Linked DNA regions of Mus musculus: region 2 is linked to region 1. A link is a loop called in an ENCODE intact Hi-C map of the cell type or tissue named here. Cell type or tissue: left cerebral cortex. All regions are shown on one strand.

The links. A loop is a pair of places that touch in the nucleus more often than their neighbours do. Peaks named below come from ENCODE experiments on the same cell type or tissue, not always from the same donor. Only the 100,000 strongest peaks of a DNase experiment are listed, where the experiment ranks them.
Region 2: a loop joins it to region 1, with 6 times the contacts of the local background. A loop is called at or near these places in 3 of 42 quality-filtered maps.

Annotation. Positions count from the first base shown.
Region 1 is chr5:27,648,300-27,656,299 of GRCm38, reverse strand. It overlaps Dpp6 (dipeptidylpeptidase 6), which reads right to left. Exons shown (of 26, transcript NM_207282.3): 11 at 4,000-4,123; 12 at 2,562-2,600. Among named protein-coding and RNA genes, the nearest start is that of Gm16058, 98 kb to the right of the region's middle. In left cerebral cortex, CTCF peaks have their summits at 3,656 and 3,862 (motif pointing right); DNase peaks (open chromatin) are centred at 8, 228, 910 and 3,965.
Region 2 is chr5:27,071,938-27,079,937 of GRCm38, reverse strand. All of the region lies in intron 1 of Dpp6 (dipeptidylpeptidase 6), which reads right to left. Among named protein-coding and RNA genes, the nearest start is that of Dpp6, 27 kb to the right of the region's middle. In left cerebral cortex, CTCF peaks have their summits at 3,726 (motif pointing left) and 4,735 (motif pointing left); DNase peaks (open chromatin) are centred at 1,937, 3,710 and 4,726.

The DNA of each region.
Region 1 (8,000 bases):
ACACATAGCATGCATCCCTCTCCTGGCTCTGCACTTGTCACAATATCCCCTAGCTTCACCCTTGCTTCCTTCCTGCATCTAATATCTCCTTCACTGTTTTGTCCCTTGCTGTTGTGATCTGTGATGCAATGACACAGGAGTCATTTTAGCATTCCGATTTCCTTTCCTTTGGATACAGACCCAGGAGTGGGGTTGCACTTTTAGCTGTTTGAGGAATCCATGCTATCTTTTGCAGAGACTTTCCTAACGTATGTTCTTGCTAACAGGTGTGGGAGTTCCCCGTCTTCCCACGCTCTCTATAATCTTTTGTCTTTTGATAATATTCTGTCAGCTATGATGTTCTTTCACTTTGTGACTTCCAGCTGCATTTTTTCTGGTGATTCCTGATGAACATTTTCCTCCATGTATCTGCTGATCATTTGTGTCATCTTTCTTAGAGACATGCATATTCAGATTATTTTTTTTTGTTTTAAAATAGAGCCATACATATTTTTTTCTAAAAGTGAGTTATCTCTTTGGTCTGGAGAGATGGCTCAGCAATTAAGAGCAGTGGCTGTTTTTCAGAGACCCAAGTGGGTTCTCAGGACCCACATGGCAACTTCCAACTGCCTGTACATAATCCCAGCTTCCATGGATCCGATACTCTCTACTGTCTTCTGTAAAGACCATGGCACACATATATGTGTAAAATAAGATGTCTTAAGATGTTTGAGCTGTCTTAATTTTTTATACATCTAAGTATTAACCCCATATCTCATATGTATTAGTTACTTTAAAATTTCTGTGATAAAATACCCTCACTAAAAACAACTTAAGAGATAATGGGGTTTGTTCCGATTTGGTTTGACAGTACAGTCCATCATGGTTGGAACAGTTAGGCAGTGGGGGTGTGAACAGCTCATCTCATTGCATCCACAGCCAGAAGCAGAGAGAGAGAGAGAGAGAGAGAGAGAGAGAGAGAGAGAGAGAGAGAGAGAGAAATATGCTGGCACTCAGCGCATTTTCTGGATTAAGAACCATCGGTCCTCAGGGGAGGTGGTGTCTGGGAGGCGGTGCAGCTTGCTGGGAAAGTATGACACTGGGGGCAGACCTTGAAAGCCACAGCCTTATCCCATTCCAGTCTGTTCTCTGCTTTGTGTTTGTGTTTAAAGACATGAGCTCTCAGCTTTCTGTCTTTGCTACATGCCCCTCTCGCTGGCTGTCATGCCCCACCACCCTTATGAATGCTTATCCCCTTGGAAACGATAAACCAATATCATTCAGAGGTTGTTTTTGGTCATTGTGCTTTCTCATAGCAATGAAGAAGTAAATACCACAGAGGCTGCTGCTGATAGGTGGAGTTTCATGGATAGAATCTTTCAGGTCAATAAAAACAAATGCCTGGATTTCTTAGTCACAGTTCTGCTTTCTTACTTTGTTGTGGATAGAACCTGGGGCTTTGTACACACAAAACAAGTGCTCTGCCTCGGAGCAACACCCCGAGCCCTCTCTGCAACGACTCTTTGGATTCAAATCTGTTTTGATTTTTCTTACAGGATTTGAAGATATTTTTATTTCCTCGGGTGGAATAAAAGAGAAGTAAGTTCCTTGAACTTTGTTCTTTCTAACACAAGAGTGTGGAACGAGACAATAGAATCATTAGAACATACCAGTGCTGGGGGGGGGGGGTCACTCTCTGAGTACAGTAATTCAAAAAACTGTATCAAAGGTGGGTTGCCTTGGCTTCTCCCGAGAGCTCTTAGTTTTAAAGTTTATTTAATTTTAAAATTTTAATTAAAAATGATGTGTATTTGTGTAGGGGTTTGTGCACACGAGTGTGAGGCTCTCAGAGGTCCGAGAGAGTGTCTGATCCCCTGAGCTAGAGACACAGGCAGTTTTGACCATTACGTACTGGGGCTGGGATGTGAGCTCCAGTCCTCACCAAGAGCAGTTTGCATCTTAACCATGGAGCCAACTCTTCAGCACCTCCTGATCTCCATGGACTGGCCGACCTCGCTGTTTCAGTGTTGGTGACTGAGCCAAGGGTCTCAGGCATGTTGCTCGCCTAAGAGTTTACCAGTGAGCCATACCTCAAACCCCTAACCTTGTAATCTTCAGCTCCCAGAGCCTGAGTTATGGAATGGAAAACAAAATCTCAGAGATGATTCTGCTGACCAGTTTCTGAGGAAATATCTCTCCAAGGGAGGTCACATGCCTAAGAATAAATGGAGTACCAACCACACTTTAATCTGCTTAGTCATTGTAGGCCTCATCTGGTCAATAGTGGGCTTTTCTGGGCTCACGATTTTCAGGCCACCAAATACATCGTCTGACTGGGAGATGAGATCTATCCCATCATTGTCTTTGGGGGAAAGTGTCATCCAGGGAACTTGACTTCTACAGCAGGGCCCGACAAGCTTCTCGGGATGATGAAGAGGGCTGGGCTTACACTGTCCCAGTCAGAGTAGCACATGCGCTTGGATGATCCCAGGTGGGACTCCCCAAGTGATTCCTTGTATGAAACCATGGTACCCACCCCTGTCAAGGTGAGGAGAGAATGCGAGGCTGGTATGTGGAGTTACCTGTCTGTGGAGCCAGGCTTCGCTTTCATCTTCATGTTTCTGAAATAGAATTGGACTGTTAGAAAGGGCCCTTTGTTTGTGTGCACTGTACATAGAATGATTTAATTTTACCTACGTGGCAGCTGCCCTTGAACACAGTGGCCACCAGGGCTTCTCAGTGTGGCAGTAATCCCTCTTTGTGGCTCACATCCTAGCACAAGTGTCCTCAGGCAGGCACCACTGAGCTGTGTGTCCTGTTAGGCTGCTTCTTCAGAAGGCTCAGATGTTGCACTGTTTGGAACTCTGTGTGTGTGTGTGTGTATGCACGCGAGCACATAAGTGCGTACAATGCTTGCTAGTAGAAATGTGGATCAAAACTGCAGTTTATAATTTCATGAAGCAATTCTGGGAAACAAAGTCAGTTAAAAGAGGCAAGGCACATATGGAAGTTGCTCTCCAGAGCTGTGTATGAAAGTACACAAACCAATCATGCCTGGACACCAAATGGTGTTCTGCTTGGTTGCTGTCACCTGAGATGCCACCAGGCTGGTGCTGCTCCTGACTGTGGGTGGCAGTGGCATGCATGGTGGGCATAGCAGGACAGGCACAGAGAAGGTTTGGACATTCAGCAGTGGTGTCCAGCACTGAGCTCTGCCTGAGTTTTTTTTTTCTCCAGCAAGCCCATCAGAAACACCCAGAATTGCTTCCAGTAATGGTAGGCAAATGTCAGGCCAACTTGAGGTGTCAGAGGCAGGAGCAGGTCATTGCAACCTCCTAGGGAACCTCCTGGTCAGCGTACTGAGAGCTGTTGGGTAGGGCTCACAGCTCTCAGTAAACCTGCATAGGCAAGCCTGGTGTTTTTCTTGCTAGATAAAATAGAAACTTAGGGAAAAAAAAAAGAGTTTCTAGAAGGTCTGTCTAGAGTGTCAATTGGTCTTTTAAATTCAATACAAGGTGACTTTCTTGGGGCTGCGGCTCAGCATTGTAGAAGCTTGGCTTGTAGGGCAGGGGGAGAGTCTGCTGCCCTGGCCAGGAAGAAAGGATGCCCTGGGATGCTCCTGTTCCTAGACACACTGCAGGTCTGCTTGGACCTGCCTACCTGTGCTGGGGTACCTGGCTTTACAGTGTTGCAAGAGAGAAAGGGTCAGGTCCTGGCCAAGTCCCCTCCTCTCTTGAGCAACAGAAAACAGGGAGAGCAGTATTCCCAGGAGAGCAGCCAGTGTGAAGGGAAACAGACCCTTGCCCCTGAGATTAATGGCTACACTTCTGAAGTGCCCCCCCCCCCAACCCCGATCTTGTAGCAATATCTGACTTGTCCACCAGGTGGCACCAAACCAGAGGCTGGACATAATGTCAATGACAGAGCTAAGCTAGGCTTCACATTTCTCCAGCAGGATTTGGATGGCATCTTCTATTTTATGGCCATTCCTTTACCCCCTTCTCTGTCTCAGTACTGTACCTTAGTGCAGACACCCGTGGTGGCATCACAGAGGGTCAGGATTGACACATTCTGGGCCCGGTTCAGCCAGGTCACAGCGACCTTGGTGCTGGTGGCCCATTTCACCATGGTGATGTAATATTCCCTGAGAACACAAACAAGAGTGTGAGCAGGGCCAACAAACACCAGAAGATGGCTACACCCCTTCTGCGTACACCAGTCAGTGTGTGTAGGTGTGGGGTTCTGAAATGGGGTCATTCACATGTGGGGTCAATGTCCTTATGGGTAGTCATATAATGCTCAGCACCTATCCCCCACCAGCTGGGCTCTTAAAACCGAAGGCAGGGTCACTGGGGTTGGCCTGGCAGTCTGGAAGGATGTTACATACTCTGGTTGGGGCTCTACTGACTTCAGTTTCACGTTATAGTCCTACCAAAGCTTACACTTTGGCTGTTTGAGAGAAGGAGGACCTGGCAGAGAGGTGGGCATGTGAGGGCAAGGGAGAAGGAGTCCTGAGTGAGGGACAGTGCAGAGGATCCTCAGAGAACCAAGCTGGAGAGACTTCAAACCTGGGCTAATGAGGGCTCAGTTCTTTTTCTTCATTCTTTAAGGAAGACATAGCCAGGATTGGGGATGATGGCTCTGTTCCCAAGCTTCGGTGAACTCAGTTTGAGGCCACATGCTGGATTTTACCCAAACCTGAAAACACCACCATGCTCAGAGTAGCCTTATGTTACTATTGGGAGCGCAGGGGAGGGGAAGAAAGATCAGAGAGCTGACAGGGGAGCTGTGGAATGCTGACCTCCCAGCAGCTGTACCTGCCTGCACAAGGCCCGCACAAGATCCAGCCAACCAACATCCAGCATGGACCAGGGAGAGGACCCATGGCCTCACAAACTATTAGCACCTGAAGGCTACTGAGGGAGTCACTCTCCTTTGGGGATATAACTGATAATAAGTAGTTCACGCCCTGGTGAATAGCCACATAAGCATGCGTGTCTGTACAGCACTAATCAGACTCAGGGGTTATCAGAAACAAGAAGAAAGGAAGGTATGGAATTAGGGGGTGATGGGAAGTTGGAGGGAGATAGTGGTAGATAGATATAACAAAATATGCTGTATAACTAGGTGGAATTTTCATCAAACTATAGGTCTCTCTTTCCAGTCCTGCCCCTAATCAGTGTCCTTTGAATGGGCAGATGCTTTGCTAGACTGATGCAGTGCTGAAGAATGTAGACAAACTGGGAGGCATTTCAGGGAGAGGACAAAGCAAGATGGGAAGTATAAGCTTTCTGAGAGAGCTGGGGTGGAGCTGGCACAGAAAGGATGGAGCACTCTGGTGTGGCTGCAAGACGCCAAAGGCAGAGAGGCATGTGAGAGTCGTGTGTATGTGATAGCGATGTCACATCTACAAGTAACAGGAAGCTATGGTTCTTGTGAGCAATGCTGCTGCTTCTCCCCTGCTTCTTTTCAGTTTCATGACTTTATCTGACTCTCAGCAGTTTCCATCCATATTGACTGTTCGTTTGCATGTTAGTAACAGGTGCATAAGTTATCGAAGTATAGAGCTTGTTTGGTGAATCCTCATCTCATTAAATATTCTGGACAAATGTGCCTGGATACAGTATGGAATGTTTCTTATTCTTTTGATGCAAACAGCTTTGTTGAACTTGTTATCAACATTATTTGAAGTTTTATCTCCTTCAGGTAAATTTCCAGATTCCTTGACTTTTATTTTATGTGCTTTTCTGGTGCCTGCAGAGGCTAGAAGAGGGCACTAGTTCCCTGGAACTGGAGTTACAAATGGTTGTGAGCCACCATGTGGGTGCTGGGGATGGAACTTGGGTCCTCAGGAAGGGCACCAAGTGCTGTCCCCTACAGAGCCATCTCATCAGCCTTGAGCGCTCCTCCAAGCCCGCTTTGCAGATGCACTTGTGAATGTTGAGAGTGGGTTTTCATGTCACTGCCTCCTCAATGGCAGAGCAGCTCCTGCTTCAGCACCTTCCCTTGCAGGAATTGTTCCACCAGGCCCAAGTTGGAAAGGTTTCTGACAGTCTTTCTATCCTAAAGGTGGATGTCCACTCAGAGTCGCCCACACAGTACTCAGGGCAGTTGCTGTAGAAAGCAGAGTCCTACTTAAAAAATGCAGGCACTCATGGCTAGTCACTGGTTCACAGGTAGGATGGGGGCTGGATGAGCAGGTCTTTAACTCTAGCTCCAGAGGGGAGCAGGCTCTGCCTGTGAGCATGTGGAAGGGGCACTTGCACTTTGGCTAAGGAGATGCCATCAGATCAGAGCAAGGAGGCCTTTGCTGGTGAGCAGTGGATGAATTCTTGATTAGTCCATTGTTTGCCATAAAATATGAATGGGCATTGTCTCTCTCATAGGGGTTAATGTGCCATGCCACATTGTGGTATTCAGGTTCTGGCACAGCTCTGACAGCCTGTGGCAATAAAGGGGGAAGAGGACAAAGTCTACTGATCTTATGACACAGAGAGCTGAGACTTAACTCCAGCATCTTAAAGCAATGATGATGTTCCATGCATCAAGCTGGGACTGAACATACTGTGAGAGGGATATTTTTTTGGAGACAGGATTTCTCTGTATAATCTTGGCTGTCCTGGAACTTGCTTTGTAGACCACACTGCCCTGAACTCACAGACATCCACTTGCCTCTGCCTCCCAAGTGCTGGGGTTAAAGGCGTGTGCCACCGCTGCCTGGCAAGGAATTTGTTTTTAAGGGGATGTGTTGTAGTAGAGGACAGCTTTGAGCACAATGCTGCCTGCAGGGAAGTCCACAGTCCTGTCTGGGTCTTTCTAGAGTTACCATGCAACTATCTATGCAGCTGAGTGCATTGTAGAAAATAGAGACGTAGTGCATTCAGACAGATGGCTATTTAATGCCTCGCAGTAGTTTCTCTCTCACTGAGGACCAAGATTGAAGTATGCTTCTATTTTGTTTTTCTATTAGTGGGGTTGGATATACAGCAGGGCTGGCTGTCAGGGCGTGTGAAGAGCTGGTATATGCTTTGGCAGTTGTGGGCTCTGTATTCAACAGTTAACGATGCAGCAGTAAAAGCATCCATTGAGGAGTGGCAGAGCCAATTTTATGGCAGTCCTCTGTGTATGCTAGTTTAGTGTAGCAAAAGCCTATCTATTTATCACAATGTCTGTCCATTTATCCACCCATCCATCTATCCACCCATCCACCTATCCACCCATCCATCCACCCAAACACCCACCCCACCCTACTCCACACATCCCACCTTATTTTACCCCATCCATCCATCCATCCATCCATCCATCCATCCATCCATCCACCCATCCACCCACCCCACCTACCCATCCACCCATCCACCTAATCCATCCATCATCCATCCATCCACCCACCCATCCACCCATCCCATCCCATCCATCCATCCATCCATCCATCCATCCACCCATCCATCCATCCACCCCATCCATCCACCCACCCATCCATCCACCCCATTCATCCACCCACCCATCCATCCACCCACCCATCCACCCATCCCACCCCATCCATCCATCCATCCATCCATCCATCCATCCACATACCCATCCATCCCACACTCATCTATTCTAATCCCTACAACTATACCTATCTATCTATCTATCTATCTATCTATCTATCTATCTATCTATCTCCATGCATTCATCATCCATCCATCCATCCACCCATCCATCTATCCACATACCCATCCACCCCACACTCATCTATTCTAATCCCTACAACTCTATCTATCTATCTATCTATCTATCTATCTATCTATCTATCTATCTATCTATCTATCTATCTATTTATCTCCATGCATTCATCATCCATCCATCCATCCATCCATCCATCCATCCATCCATCCATCCATCACACATCTAGCCATACAGGCTTCATATTAGTCCACTGTCCATCAATATGTATTAAGCATTTCCTGGGCAAATTACTGGTGTCATATGAGGGCATGCTGGGTGTTTCCTATGTCTCCCTGCAGGTGTCCTTTGCCTAC
Region 2 (8,000 bases), 580 kb after region 1:
GAAGTCCAGGCTCTTGACTAACAGCTCCTGCCACCATGCCTCCCTGTCACAGTGGATTAATAGCTCCTGAAACCATGAGCCAAATATACATGTCCTCCAAATATACATTACATTGCCTTTGTTGGGTCCTGTGCCATGGCAATAAGAAAAGTTGTTAACACAGAGGTATCTCATAGGCAGTACTAAGTAGGGCAGAATCACAAATACCTGAGGTTGACCCTTGCACGTGCCCCCTGCCATACAGACATCAGATGGGATTCACTACTGCATCCTGCTCTCCACTTTCACCCTGGTAGGGTCTGGACTTCAACATCTCATCATTGAGATCTTTGTAATGCTAAGTCATCTCAGTCTTTAATACCCAAATCACCATCATACATTCCATTCTTTTCAAATGATATTGTAATGTGTTAAGTACCAGTTCCAAATCCTGAACATCACACACATTTGCCATTCCTAAGGCCCAGGTACAAATGAATACCCTGAGGACAGAGATTTAACTAAGAAACTTGAAATGGATTTTAATTCCTCACCAGCCGCACTGGCTCATGGCGTTCTTCTGGAGGAGCTGCTGATCAGAGATCTGATGGCATGTCCCAAGCCACCTCTGTAGCCAGTTTTGGACTGACTCCCATCTACTGGTCAATTAGCTTCCTCCATCAGCCTTGTCACAGATATGTCAATAGTATGTCCCAGTCTAAAGCAAGCAAGAATATGGGACTTGGCAAGACAACCTGACACATGCCTACATGTACCAACATATGGGTTATGGGTGAAGCAGTTGGGTGGGAGCCTGGGTTTTGGTACTACACGACTCTTTGTATCACCTTACCTCTCCTGTGCTCCTCTGTACAAAGTACTTTCTCTACCCACCTTCTTCTGGACAGCCACTTCTGTGTTTGCAGGACTCCTTGTAGCTTCTGGGTTCTGACTTCCAACTTGGTTTATTAAACAAGGTTCTTTTATAAAACAGTCACAAGGTGGTCCTAACCGTCTAGTCATCTGTGTTTCCTGACTGCCAGGCTGTCATTACCAACCAGAATTTCCCCCAGGTCTTCTATTGTTAACTCTGAGGCACTGTGTGGCTATGTGACTGTACAGTGCTGCAATATAGATCAGGCAGGGGAACTAATATCCAAGGGTGTGAAAATGGTGGTCACGAGATCAGGAAGCCTGTCCAAAAGGACTCAAACTGACTTGAAGGAAAAGTTTACCTCAGCCCCCTGTCTCCTGACTATGGTCCCTCTGAATGTCCAGTCTCTCTACTCATGTTCCTCTCCGTCTGAGTGAAGAGTATGCAAACCCTCAGGAAGTACCTGCTATCACCCTGCGTATTCCTGGGCTCTCAATCCAGTTTCCCATTGGACAATGTTGGGGAAACCATCAGGCTCTGATGGGCCCTTGAGACTCATTGGCCTTTTCAAGACAAACTCCTCCATTAGCATCCTCTAGGTCTGATTTGCTCAGGGTTTCATTTTCCCAAGGTCTCCTAGAGGACACATGCAGCCCTAGGATAACCACTCAGGGAGCAGAGGGCATTCAATTACTGTTCTAATCACCAAGGAGCAGGTAAGAGGTACTCAGTCACACCAACCAGTGGCAGTGTGAGGACCACTTCCTCAGAACCCTCCACAGAGCATGGGGGTAGGAGAGTGTGTCTGTGTGATGGTGCGGGTTGCTTTGACCTGGAAGGACTCTACATTTCTAATGGAATTCATCCACAGTAATTTGAATTTCAAAACCAAAATATCTTAAAAAAAAACCCAACCTATAGGCATTTTGGAAGGAAAATAAATCATGTTTAACAAATCATTTTAGGTGAATTTTACTCTCCCAAATTAAACTCTAAACCAGGTGGCTTCCTTTGGCTCCCTCATCCAATCCTTTGCATGTACTTCCCTGTGCCATGTGATACTGAGGTTGCCATGACAACCACTCATTTCTTTTTAGGAGTTGGCTAGATATTTTAAAAACAACAACAAAAGGTCCCTGAATATTTCTAGCCTCCAGATCTTCCTCATGTACATCTTACAGCAGTTTCTAATATAGTCACCTGTCAGTAGGCAATCCACCATCACTCTGTCACTAAATGACGACCTTAGGGACAAATTTATCCCTGAGACATCTTCTCCTCACCACTGCTCATCCGGTAACAGGATGTTCACACTCTCTTCTCAGGGTAGGAAGTCTATATAGTGTTACTATCTATTATAGGGCTATAACTATTATTATGGTAGAAATGGTTAACAGATATATGTTTAGACAGTTGAGATGTATAGTAAGAAATAACTTTATTTTTTAACTGTTCTGGTTCTCAGTACTTTTCTAGTACATTTCTCTGGGTTGTTTTGATTTGTTTTGTTTTTACAAAGGTGGTAGAATGTCTGCAGCATTTACAGAAGCAGATGACAACATGTCTGCCTTTAGCATACATCTTCGCTGCCTGCCAAAAAGCCAATTAAAATGATGATGCTAAGGTATGCAGAAGTGATACACAGGACCTGCTCAGGGCACAGTCATGGTTGAATGTCTGATGCCTGAAGTAAGCAAAGTGAAAGCATCCACTGCCCAAAGCCTGAACCAGGGAGGTGCCTCTGCAGTGGGACTTTGGGGAGGAAGGGTCTAATCGCTACATCTCTCAATTGTATCTCCCACCTCCTCCTCAGAAGTATTTTAAAGAGGGGAGAATTTTCCAAAGGTCACAGGGAGAGGCTCTGCTGGCATTTAGGGCAGGACTCAGGGATGCTGGCCATTTGGAGGAGTGAAGAGCCTGCCCTGTGAGGCTCCAGGTATCCTTAGCCCCTGCAGGTTGGCTGGAATAAAACCAGCTGTCTGGCACTGCCAGCCACAGAGGGGACAGCAGACATCAGGGCCACCAGGTCTAGAACCTTAGGACCCAGCACCAATAGATATCAGGGCTTCTAAATACCAGAGCCACCAGATTCAAGGCCACTAGACACAAAGGCCACCAAATTCAGGGCCATCAGATCCAGGACACAGAAACTCTGGATACCAAGGGCACCAGATCAAAGGCCATAAGATTTGGGCCTTCAGAACAAGGGCTTCCTAAAATTTAGAGATTTCTCATCTGTCTTCTGCCAGGCAAAAAAGTAATCCATTTTTCCTGTCTGTTGTGAACATTTTGTGTCATAATTAGGGTGTTCTGTCATAGCCTTATTCTACAGAAATAGTTTCTATTTCCTCCTGATAATTTAAAAACATTAGTCTTTAGTTCCTAGAGTCAGATAAAGGAAGCTGATTTTCTGCTCTTCACACAGGTGGATAAATGCTGTTCCCACTGATTTGTGAAAACTCTTCAGTCTTATGCTAATTTCCAGGTACAAGTTGGCATTTTCAGAGACCTAGCCTGTCTTTCCCTATGTTCCCTGAAGCTTGAGATAGGTGCTATAAATATCACCTCACAGACAGGAATGACAGCTACAGGAGTCTATACTTGGAAATCGTTAAAATCATACTGTAGTAGGAGCTATGTAAGCTGTATGTCTGTCTGTCCATTCATTAGGCTGAGTACTCTTTCTTCACCCAGTGCAGAGTACAGATCACAATTACCAAGGCCACAGGACTGGAGAGATGGCTCAGCAGTCAAGAACACTGGATGCTTTTCTCAAGAACCCAGGTTCAAGTTCCACACTCACATGGAAGGAAGCTCACAATAGTTTGTAACTCCAGTTCCAGGGGATCTGATGCCCTCTTCTGGCTTTCACGGGTATCAGACATGCAGGCAAAACATTCATGCATATGAAATAAAAATTAAAACAATAATGTAAAAAGTTACCAGGGCCTCACCTTGTGATTGATGCCCTATTGGCAGAAGCCATTTGTTCTCCATTGCCTTGCTCAGTCTTGGTCTGTTACATTTCTAGCCTTACCCTAGCTACATAATTAAAACATGCAACAGTGCACACCCCACACAGTAAAAATCATGCAAAACACCACTGTACTTGACCCCGTGGTTGCCCTGTGCAAGCAGGCAGCCCCATTTCAGCTGTTGCAGATCAGGATAGCTACAGGGGACTCTGATCAGACCATGAATATGAAGGCCAGGCACTGCAGCTCCTTGCCTTGTGGTGCTCAGACAAGCACCTCAGGACGCTTGCACCTGTGCTGTATATAGCACAGGCTCCTACTATTAGATTCACAGCGGACTCACCAGTGTTTAGAAAACCTTACCCATACCCAAAGACAAATCCTACACTTGTAGATGAAGATCCCTCATGCTGGGGGAGAATCATCCGCTTGAAGACCACTGCAAACCCTACTGCTAGAGTAACTCCAAAGTAACAACCCAATTCAGCCATGCATGGATGTCCTAAGGCTGGGAGATGCCCAGAGCCCTTTCACCATTCAGGAAAAGAGTGCTGGGTGTCACTTGTGAGGGTCCCCTATGGGAGCAACACGGCTCAGGGCATGCTATGAACGTGGGCAGGATCACAGGCCTCTGCACAAAGTCTGTTTGTGGTGATGTAATCAGATACCATTGAGCAGCTGCAGAAGAGTTCCATAGAGACCCCGGAGGTTATGGACAGAATCAGATAGGGCCAGACAGGGATGCCTTGCTGTGTAAAGGGGGGCTGCTGCAGCTTCTCCCCAGTGTGATGAACATCTCCGCTGACACAGGAGTTGTTTTTCGACGAGCTTCTGCTTGTCCCAGTCTTGCTGCGATTCTGCACAACCCTAAAAACCAGGGTCTCAGCAGTAAACTCTGCCCTCTGCTGGCAAGACTCACAAATCACACACTCCTGCTCTTCCCACGCCAGCCAGATCAGGCAGACAAATGGAAGCTGTCAAGGGGGTGCATAATGCTTTGTTTGTTTAAGAATGCTGTTTTTAATGATTGGGATTTTAGACTAATTTTGTCAACTTGACTCTTCCCATGCTCAGAAAAAGTTGAGTTGGAGAAAAGGGAAGAAACCTTCCCTGTTTCCTAGTAATCTGGTTTTGATTGACAAGGGAGGACCCTCTTCCTTGCTACTTGCTTGAAGAGATGCGAGAGCTGAGCTTATGAGCATGCTCAGTATAACACAGGTGTACCACCAGATCCAAGGAAGCACAGAAGAACGTTTCCACAGGGAGGAAATTAGATGATGGTGGGAATGGCCTGCCCATCTTGCTCACCACCCAGCAGGCAGTGGGTGCCATGGGCTCATCGTGTAATTCCTTGCAACTTATTCTAGGTTCGCACATTTCCATAAAGTGAATCTGGGCAGATCTCAGTTGGTAAAGACTGAACAGCTACAGCTGGAGAACGAAGGAAAACTCCACAGGGCTAAAGGACTCAGAAATTAGGAGCACTCGATGCTCTTTCAGAGGACCTGAGTTTAGTGTCCAGCATCCACAATAGATGGTTCAAACCACCTGTAACTCCAGCTCCTGGGATCAAATACCCTCTTCTGGCTTCTGCGTGCATCCACATGTAAATAAAATAAAATCATTGGGGGACAAAGAAAGGCCAGGGGTCGCAGTGGTCAGCAGACAGAAGGCCAAGAGACCTTTGGTCTCTCTTTTTCCTTTCTCAGATAGAAGGGTCAGAAGTGCAGCCAGTAGGCAGGCAAATCAAATCAGTGGCAGGGCACTTCCTTAGCTTTCACTCCCAGCGTCCCCATCTTTAAAATGATGCAACCAATACAAGTGCCCTGTTTATCACTGAAAGCTGAGGTAAGCCCTGTGTGAGATGTTTGTTCAGCCTTCCAGGGTAAAGCCATCTAATACAATGACATACATATGTGAGTCTTGTCCTATACTCTGGTTCTTGTCAGGCAATACAAGTGTGTGTGCATGTGACACTTGGGCATCCCAAGTTCCATAACACAGAAAGGAGGGCTCAATGAATGAGTGACTTAATAATATACTTCCCTTTTAAAACATGATTCATTCATCCATGTTAAGCCTCCCCATGGATAACTTACCTGATAGAAATTATGTGAATGTAGTCTGCAATCTCCCATGCCTTCAATTAACAAAAAGATGCAACAAAAACCATGTGCTGGGAAGTTTTGTATACTGTTTTAACTAAGGGCTCAAGGGGGGAATGCCCACCTTTTTAAAAGATTTATTTTATTTATTACTTTGTGTGTGTGTGTGTGTGTGTGTGTGTGTGTGTGTGTGTGTGTGTGTTCATGAACATCAGAAGATGCAATCAGATGCCATTGTGCGGCACCATCATTGTGGTTGCTGGGAACTGAACTTAGGACTCTGAAAGTGCAGTCGGTGCTCCTAACTGCTGAGCCATCTCTTCAGCCCTGAAGTATGCCTTTTTTCAAAAGGGATTTTATTGATGACACTGGGTTTGTCTATTGCCTTTTAGCCTTTTGGATAAGCACATTGATTACCTATGCCAGTGAGGAAGGAAGTCCCCTGGAGACATATTTGCAGAAGCTGGGTGGAAATCCAAGTGTGTGACTACCGTATGGAAGCACCTGGATATCAGTATGTAACGCTGCTGTCCCAGAATACAGCCTAACATTTTCAGAACTTCTCCAGTGAGTAAACAGGAATTTTATAACATGATAGCTACATCACAACTGCTTCTGAGAAGCAACCCTGTTCTTGTTTCGAGTTGTAAAGAAGAAAACGGAGCAGGTGGCAAGAACTTCTTACTTTGGAAGTAGCTTGCACTGTGGATCCTGGGCTCTGACTTACAACACCTATGTGTGTGCACACATCCTCCAGCCCCAAAGTCCTGCTGCTCACTGTCCACAGCAGGGATGGTCACCTGAAACTGCTGGGAGAGCCGAATCTTCAACATTGCCTGGGTTTTGGTTTGTTGGTTTGTTTGGTTTTTTTTTTGTTTTTGTTTTTGTTTTTTGCTTTTTTCCTATTTCTTAAAAGGAGAGGTGTGTATGTGTGCATTTGTCTGGATGCATGAGTATATGTGTATGTGTGTGTGGTGTGTGTATATGTGTGCACGTTGTGTGTGTGTGTGTGAGAGAGAGAGAGTGTGTGTATATGTGTGTGTGTGCATTTGTTTGGATGCATGGGTATATGTGTATGTGTGTGGGGGGTATATGTGTGTGTGTGTGGTGTGTGTATATGTGTGTATGGTGTGTGTGGGTGTGTGTGAGTGAGTGAGTGAGTGAGTGAGTGTGTGTGTGTGTGGTATGGTTGTATATGTGTGGTGTGTGTAATATGTGTGTGTGCATGTCTGTGTGTATACCTGCACTGTGTAACTACCAGGAAGATGAAACTTTATTTCTATCTCACAATTTTTATAGAATAACTTTTTATTAATAGCCTTAAGGGCAGTACCCACTGACCTGACTTCCTAAGTCCTCACAGACATCTAGTGGTCAGGGGTGTTCTTTCTATGCATCAGTCATGAGACATTTAGTGGCATCTTCACTTCTATGTGACCCCACCCCTGCCAGGAGAGCACTGAGGACTCGGAAGCATGTCTCCTTTCCTTCTGCTGTGTCTTCACCTTGTGTTTTCCAGTTGCATGCTAACTCCTCAGCCTGTGCTCTTGCTAGAGATGCTCTGGATGCTGATACCACCTGTGCTACCTTTGCCTTCTACACTCAGCACACACACTTCCTGTGTTCTAGAAGGAGACCTCTTCCATCCACAGCAGTTACTCTCCTTGTCTTCCTTTGAGGCTGCCCCTACAGTCTTCCCCTTAAACACAGGATGTCCCCAATGCTCTCATCCTTCCTTTCATATGACATCAAAATTCAGATGAGCAGCACTAGCTCACTGTATGAGCATTTCTTCCAGAGCAGCTGTTTCCAGCTTGGTGTCAGCATCCCTTGGTGCTTCCAGAAGCCTCCATTTCCACACCCAATTCACCTTCCACCAAATTCTCTCAATCTCTCTCTCTCTCTCTCTCTCTCTCTCTCTCTCTCTCTCTCTCTCTCTCTCTCTCTGTGTGTGTGTGTGTGTGTGTGTGTGTGTGTGTGTGTGTGTGTGTGTGTATGTGTGTGTGTGTGCTTCTCTGGGTTTCTTACTTCTTTCTAATGATGTTAGTATTCAGAAGATGGAGAGCA